Linked DNA regions of Homo sapiens: region 2 is linked to region 1. Evidence: chromatin contacts called from ENCODE Hi-C or POLR2A ChIA-PET data. All regions are on one chromosome and are shown on one strand. The core of a region is the stretch at or near the end of the contact, and the rest is flanking DNA. Distances in the headings are between cores, read along the strand shown. Region 1 holds the start of PNPLA2 (patatin like domain 2, triacylglycerol lipase). Region 2 holds the start of TALDO1 (transaldolase 1).

What was found. A loop is a pair of places that touch in the nucleus more often than their neighbours do. ChIA-PET counts read pairs that join two places held with the same protein, here RNA polymerase II (POLR2A). Pooled maps may share reads with other maps.
Region 2: a pooled map shows a loop between it and region 1 (8-fold over the local background). The contact joins the promoter of TALDO1 here to the promoter of PNPLA2 in region 1. A Hi-C loop is called at or near these places in 1 of 168 maps with a recorded cell type or tissue (posterior vena cava), 6 of 37 single-sample maps with no recorded cell type and 13 of 50 pooled maps. POLR2A ChIA-PET finds 5 or more read pairs at or near these places in 21 of 52 experiments (AG04449, BJ, CD4-positive, alpha-beta T cell and 16 more).

The regions. Positions count from the first base shown.
Region 1 is chr11:817,100-820,905 of GRCh38, reverse strand. It overlaps PNPLA2 (patatin like domain 2, triacylglycerol lipase), which reads right to left and starts at 1,992. Exons shown (of 10, transcript NM_020376.4): 1 at 1,948-1,992; 2 at 1,001-1,332. The coding sequence starts at 1,187. RefSeq lists enhancers at 358-407, 1,943-2,237 and a silencer at 858-1,747.
Region 2 is chr11:745,299-749,104 of GRCh38, reverse strand. TALDO1 (transaldolase 1) reads right to left here and starts at 1,641. Exons shown (of 8, transcript NM_006755.2): 1 at 1,527-1,641. The coding sequence starts at 1,623. LOC105376509 (a long non-coding RNA gene) reads right to left here. Exons shown (of 3, transcript XR_930962.3): 3 at 2,143-2,356. RefSeq lists silencers at 1,041-1,130, 1,231-1,520, 1,581-2,180 and enhancers at 1,360-2,008, 2,311-2,370, 2,009-2,657.

The DNA of each region.
Region 1 (3,806 bases), core at 743-3,242:
GTGGGAGAGGTGTCCTTGGCTCGGGTAGCAGGGACCTTGATGTATCTTGAAGCCAGGGGGCCGACTGAGGCGCTTGTCTGAAGGCCTCCATGAGAGGGAGGGGGCTGGAGGGGGCTGTTCCCAATAATAGCTCTAGTTATTGGGACCTGAGAGGTTCACTTCTGTGGTCCAGCCCCCTCCCTCCCAGGACAAAGTTCAGAGGAAGAGGGCAGGGGTGAGCCCCGGACAGGCTCCTGCTGAGCAGAGTGCCCCTGTCATCTTGGGTGTCCTCACAGGCTCCTGAAGTCGTGTGCTGTAAACATCACTCCCTCATGGCAGCCGATGGTGCGAGCCGAGGCCAGCCCAGCACACAGAGACCCATCCACTCCTGACCCAGGCACCAGAGCCCAGAAGCACCCTCACCCATGAAGTGTGCAAACGCGGTGGGCCGCAGCGGGGAGCCAGGCCACAGGGCACCGTGTGCAAGGAGAGGGCAGGAGAGCCCCTTCGCGCCCAGCCCTGACCTCAGCGGGGCTCCTCCTCCGGGCCCTTGGGAAGGACCAGGTCACGGTTCCCAGACGCCTCTCAAGAGGCTACCCCCATGCCAGGCCCCCTGATAGCAGCCTGCAACTGCGGAAGCCCAGGACACTGTGACCGATCGCTGGCACCGGTTGTAATATCCAGGGCCACGGGGTGACTTAGGTCCCTCCTCGGATTCTCACGGTCCCGCCCACGAGTTACTTTTTCTGTCCAATTAAGCAGCTTTTGCTGCACCTGCCCGCCCCCAAACCTTTGCGCCAGACAGGCGGGCCCCGGGCACCCTCGGAGCAAAACAAACCAGGCCCCGCCCCCAGGCCAGCGACCCGGATTGGATCCTCGCCGGGTTCCCCAGGCGCGGACCGGAACCCTCCCCACGGTACCCACCGACTCGCCGCGGGGCCCCTCCGCTCACGGAGACCATCCCCCGGCCCCGCACGGCCTTCCCGCCAGCCCCCCGCCTGCCGCCCCCGGCCCCGCTCACCCAGGCAGACCCCGGTGACCAGCGCCGTGGCCGTGAGCGCCCCGGCCGAGGCGCCGTAGATGTGCGTGGCGTTGGCCACCAGGAAGGGCGCGTGCTCGCGGAGGCAGGAGGCCACGCCGACGTAGTAGACGCCGAGGAAGCCGCAGCCCGCGAACGAGATGTTCCACGTCTTCTCGCGGGGAAACATCGCGGCGGCGGCCGCCGGGCCCCGGGTTCCGTGGGCGGCCAGGCCTCTGTGAGCCGCCTGCTCGCCGCTCGCTCGCTGGAGCCGGGGGCCGGGCAGGTCCCGCTGCGGCTCTAGCTCGGGGTCCCCGCTGGCGGAGGCGAAGAAGCTACGCGGGCGGCGCGGAGGCGGCGCTTTTAAGTGTGGGACTCACGGCGGGGGCGGGGCCGGCACACGAAGACCAATCGGGGCGCGCAGGGAACGGCCGTGCCCTCGGGACCCGCCCCCGTCCTTGACCCGGCCCCCCGCGCTGGAGCCCCGCCCTCCGCTGCCGCCCGGAGAAAGCTTCTGCCCTCCCTCCGCCCCTGCTGGGCACGGCTGGGGGCACACGCCTAGGGGTGTAGGGTGGGCTGGGCGCAGGCCCGAGCCTGGGGGCCGGAAGCCTCACACAGACCTGGGTACCGGCGAGAGGGAGCTCTGGTTTCAGGGCAGCCACCGCCCCTCCCCACCGGGTCCGCCTCCCACACCCACCCGGGACAGAGGAGCTGGTCCCTGGACAGAGGCGCACCGGCAGCACCCCCAGACCTGAAAGCCGCACAGGCCTCGGGAGCCCCGGGACCCACAGGCTCACCCACAGACAGACCCATAAACATCCAAGGCCAAGGCCGGATGCGAGTCCCGCAAACCCTTCGTGGGGGACCCCAGCTCCGCAGACCCACGCGACCTGACGTGGGGCCTCAGCCCTGCCCCGCGCCCGCGACCCTTCCGGACCTTGGCTTCTTACCTGGGTCTGGCCCTGCCTGTTCAGGCTTTGGGGCTGCCTGCGTCTGACTGGGGCCGCCCTGCTCCCGATAATTGCCCCAGAGGTGGAGCAATCCTGGGTGATGTCACCCTTTCACCCCTTTTCCGCATTTTTCTCCTGGTCAGTGGAGCAAACAGGGCTTGGAGTAGATCCAGGATCCCTCCCTGAACCTCACCCCACCCCCAAACGAGAGGCTTTCTCAGGTTGGGGTGGGAGGCAATGAGATTCTGTCTCCCCAGGAACACTGGCTCCCCAGGCTGAGGTCATCTCTGGACCTAGCTGTTGCCAGAGCTGCAGAGGGTCTGGGATGGGGCTTGGGGCTGCCCCCAACCCAAGCTGAGTTAGGGAAGCCAGAACAGGGCCAGAACAGGATGGGGCCATCTAGGGGGATGCTGCCCAGTCCTCAGCCTCTTTGCTCCCAGCCATCCCAGACAGCACTGGAAAGTCAACCCTGCCCCAGCCCTACTGGGGGCCGGTAGGCATTTACATAAGCTCAAAATGAGAGGAGGCCGGGTGTGGAAGCTCACACCTGTAATCCCAGCACTTGGGGAGGCCAAGACGGGCGGATCACAGAAAGTCGGGAGTTTGAGACCGCCTGGCTGGTGAAACGCTGTCTCTACCAAAAATACAAAAATTAGCCGGTCAGGGTGGCACACGCCTGTAATCCCAGCTACTCGGGAGGCTGAGGCAGGAGAATCACTTGAACCTGGGAGGCGGAGGTTGCAGTGAGCTGAGATCGCACCACTGCACTCCAGCCTGGGGGGCAGAGCGAGGCTCCGTCCTAAAAAGAGGCCGGGCACAGTGGCCCATGCCTGTAATCCCAGCACTTTGGGAGGCCGAGGAGGGCAGATCACCTGAGGTCAGGAGTTTGAGACCAGCCAGGCCAACATGGCAAAACCCTGTCTCTACTGAAAATACAAAAATTTGCCAGGTGTGGTAGTGCACGCATGTAGTCCTAGCTACTCGGGAGGCTGAGGCAAGAGAGTCACTTGAACCCGGGAGGCAGAGGTTGCAGTGAACTGAGATTGTGCCACTGCACTCCAGCCTGGCCAGGTGACAGAGCATGACTTCTTCTCAAAAAAAAAAAAAAAAAGAAAAAAGAAAAATGAGTGAGAGGAGGTAGGTAACCACGTGTGGGGCACCTAAGGGGTTCTGGAGGGCTTCCCTGTGGGAAGTGATGCTGAGTTGAATTTTGAAGGGTAAATGAGCAGACCCAGGCAGCCGACCAGGACAGGCGAAGATTGTCGGGGAGTGAGGGGAGAGAGTAGCTGAAGCCCAGCCATGGGAGAGGGTCAAGCAGGGAGGACGTGACCATACCTGACTTAAAGCGACTCCTTCTAGGCTGGGCACAGTGGTTCACACCTATAATCCCAGCACTCTGGGAGGCCAAGGTGGGGGGATTGCTTGAGTCCAGAAGTTTGAGACCAGCCTAGGCAACATAGCTTGATTCCATCCCTACAAAAAATTTAAAAATAGGCCAGGCACAGTGGCTCACACCTGTAATCCCAGCACTTTGGGAGGTTGAGGTGAGTGGATCACGAGGTCAGGAGATCGAGACCATCCTGGCTACCATGGTGAAACCCTGTCTCTACTAAAAATACAAAAAAAAAAAATAGCCAGGTGTGGTGGTGGGCGCCTGTAATCCCAGCTACTCCGGAGGCTGAGACAGGAGAATGGTGTGAACTCGGGAGGCGGAGCTTGCAGTGAGCCCAGATCGCCGCACTGCACTCCAGCCTGGGCGACAGAGTGAAACTCTGTCTCAAAAATAATAATAAATAAATAATAAAAATGCCGGGTACAGTGGCTCACTCCTGTAATCCCAGCACTTTGGGAGGCCAAGG
Region 2 (3,806 bases), core at 392-2,891, 71 kb after region 1:
CAATACAAAACAAAACCAGAAACCCAGGACTCCCCAGCCCTCCTGTGGGTGTGGGTTTAGGAAAATCCATCTTTATTGGCCCTGCACTGCCAAGTGTAATGGACCTGACACTCCGCACCAGCTCTGCCCTAACTGGTGAGGGCCAGTAAGGAACAATACAGATGAGCGCTCTGTCCACCAGGCAAACTGCAAATTATTCTCAGTGCTAAGAAGGGAAAAAACTGAGCAGCAGAAAAATGTGTAGCCCCTTTTCTGGAGCTTTCTTTCTTATGAAGAGAGGTCTGGACTACAACGGGGGGGCTGTGTGTGTGAGGGATTCACAGCTCTAGCTTTGGATCTCCCAAAGAGGGGTCCGGAGCAGACTGTGGCACCCCAAGCCAGTCACTGAATCCCCATATTTTATGGTTAAGCAGCCAAACATGCCAATTCACTCTCTAGGCTCTGCTAGATAAACAATGCCCTTACTCAGTTACCAAAGAGGAATTAAAGCCTGTTTCTCAAGTCACCATGAGAAAGCAGAAAAGAGAGGAAGTCACTTCCGTATTAGGTGCTCGCAGCATTCATCCATGAAGCGTTTCATGATTTTCTTAAAAAATATTACTTGTTCTCAACAAAACATAGACACAAGGCTCGTCTACTCTGCACTGCAGAGGACAGAAGAGCTAAGTATTAATAAATAATCCTTCTTTGTATTTTCCAAGTTCTCTCCAATGTAAACAACTCAAGCCCAGGAAAATCCAGTATTTAACAGTGTACCAACCCTGTGCTTTCATGGGCACCGGCTTTTACCCACCCGGTGCGTCTGGCGGTGGCTGTCCAGCAGGCCGGGCACCTGCCGCCCACGGAGTTGTCCCACTGGGCACCGCAGGGCTCAAGGGCGATGGCAGCACTGGCAGCTTCTGGTCAGAGCTAGCTGATGTCCCCGCTCTGCAGACATCAGCCCAACAAAATTGCATCTCGCTGACCACAAACTGGCCACGTGGAAGTCAGCTCGAAGCTCTACCCTGAATCTCTCCTGAACTCAAAGGCTCTGAAAGCTGCCTCGACCCATGAAGGTGCACAGAGGGGCTCCCGCGGGCTGCCCACAGCCCGTCCCGGGTGCGGGGTCTGAGGGCGCAGCCGACCCCACCCTGGGCGGAGGGCGAGGCTGGGGCTCCGGCTTCGTGCCCCACGGCTCGCAAGGACCCGTCAGTACCGCCCGCACCGCTGACCCCAGCACCGAGCCCCTCACGGCTGACCCCAGCTCCTCACGGCTGCCCCCGGCCCTGCTCCCTCACGGCCGACCCGGGCCCCGTTCCCCTCACGGTCGCCGCTGGCCCTGCGCCTCTCACGGCCGACCCGGGCCCCGCTCCCCTCACGGCTGTCCCTGGCCCCAACATCCGGCACCTGCGCTCATTCCTCCCGGAACGAGCCGCCCGGGGCACCGCCACCCGGTCCGCGTCCCGGAACGGGAGACCCGGGGAAATCGGGGCGCCGGGGCCTCTGGAGGGCGCTTGCGCCGCGCCCGGGCTCCGCGCCGTCCTCACCGTGGAAGTCGCCCGTGTCGGCCACCACGGTGGTGAACTGCTTGAGCTGGTCCAGCGCGGACTCCATCCTCTGACGCTTCACGGGTGAGCTCGACATAGCAAGACCGAGGGGTCTGCGGCGGCGGCGGCGGCGACGGGACGGGCGCGCGGACGGCCCACAATGCCCCGCGGGCGGCTGCCAATCGGAAAGCGGCGCGGGAGGGCGAGGCCCGCTGGTCCCTGCGCGCCTGGACGAAGCCCCGCCCCCGGGGACGAAGCCCGAGCGCCACTGCCGGCCGCGCACCGCAGCTGCGGATCCTACAGGCTGGGTCTCCCCAGGTCCTCAGCAGCCGCCGCGGACGGGCCCGGGAAAACACCTGCACGACACGGGGCGGCTGGGCCTCGCCTCCTTCCTGCCCCGCGGGACGCACCGGGAGGGCTGGAGGAGATGGACCTGGCCCGGGTGCCGACTCTGCGGGGCTGAACCCGCCAGGGCCGAACCCGGCGATGCAGGATCCATGGTGGGGCCAGGACTGGGGTCGGGGGCCGCTGCAGGAAGCAGGGGAGGGAGCGGCGGGGGACGCCCTGCGGGTGCAGGAGGCAGAGCAGGGGGCGGCTGCAGAGCCCGGGCGCCGGACGCGGCGGGGAACCTGCTTCTGGGAATCTGTTCCCCTGAGTCCTAAGCCCAGAGGTGTCCGGGGGACCGAACGGCGAGGCAGGCGTAGGAGGCCCAGCTGCCCTGCTTCTTACCATCGCTGACTTGCAGAGTTCCTTGTATATTCTGATCAAGTCTCTGTCGCTTGTGTCTGCGTTGCAGACACTGTAACCGCCCCATGGGTTCGCCTTGCCAGCTGCCGGGACAGAGTCTATTGTCAAGACAGGGGAATTGCAATAGAGAAAGCATAATTCACACAGAGCCGATTGTTCGGGAGACCAGAGTTTTATTCCTCAAATCAGTCTCCCCAAAACTCGGGGATCCCAGTATTTAAGAATAATTTGGTGGGTAGGGGGCCAGTGAGTCAGAAGTGCTGACTGGTCAGCTAGGGATGAAATCACAGGGAGTCGAAGCTGTCCGCTTATGCTGAGTCAGTCCCTGGGTAGAGGCCACACAACTGGTTGGCAGGTCCAGGTGGGGCCATCCGGTTGTCAGAAATGCAAAAACCTGAAAAGACTTTTTTTTTTTTTTGAGACGGAATCTCGCCCTTGTTGCCCAGGCTGGAGTGCAGTGGCGCGATCTTGGCTAACTACAACCTCCGCCTCCCGGGTTCGAGCGATTTTCCTGCCTCAGCCTCCCGAGTAGCTGGAATTACAGGCGCTCACCACCACGCCCGGCTAATTTTTGTATTTTTAGTACAGACGGGGTTTCATCATGTTGGCCAGCATGGTCTCGATCTCCTGACCTCGTGATCCGCCCACCTCAGTCTCCCAAAGTGCTGGGATTCCAGGCGTGAGCCACCGCGCCCGGCGGAAAAGACTTCTTAAAAGGCAAATCCTAGGCTGACGCGGTGGCTCAGGCCTGGAATCCCAGCACATTGAAAGGCCAAAGCAGGCGATCACTTGAGGTCAGGAGTTGGAGACCAGCGTGGCCAACATGCAAAACCCCGTCTCTACTAAAAATACAAAATTAGCCAGGCGTGGTGGCACATGGCTGTAATCCCAGCTACTTGGGAGGCTGAGGCAGGAGAATGGCTTGAACCTGGGAGGTGGAGGTTGCAGTGAGCCGAGATTGTCCCTCTGTACACTAACCTGGGCTACAGAACGAGACTCCATTTAAAAAAAAAAAAAAGGCCAACCCTAGGTTCACAGTAGTGTTGATATCTTGGGGAAGTTGCAAATCTTATCTTATGACCTCCAGAATAATGGCTGATAATATTTAGACTTCCAGCCCCTCTCATTCTAACTTGGTGGCTGGTGGCCTTTCATTCATTTTACAAGAACAGTCTAGTTTTGGGGAAGGGCTATTATTTAAACTATAAATTAAATTCCTTCCCAAGACTTGTTTGGCCTATGGCCAGTAATGGACAAGGACCGTTTGAAGGTTAGAAACAAGATGGAATTGGTTAAGTCTGTTATCTTTCACTGTCATAATTTCCTTAGTTATAATTTTGCAAAGGTGGTTTCAATACTTCCTCTCAGCATGTGTTCCCTTTTCATTTTAATAGTGTCTTTAATGAACGTTAGCTTTTTATTTTGATTAAGTTCAATTTATCAAGTTTTAATTTTATATTTACTCCTCTTTTTTGGTATCTTCTCTAAGGAGTCTTTGCTTGCTCCAAAGTGACAAATTTTTTTTTTTTTCTG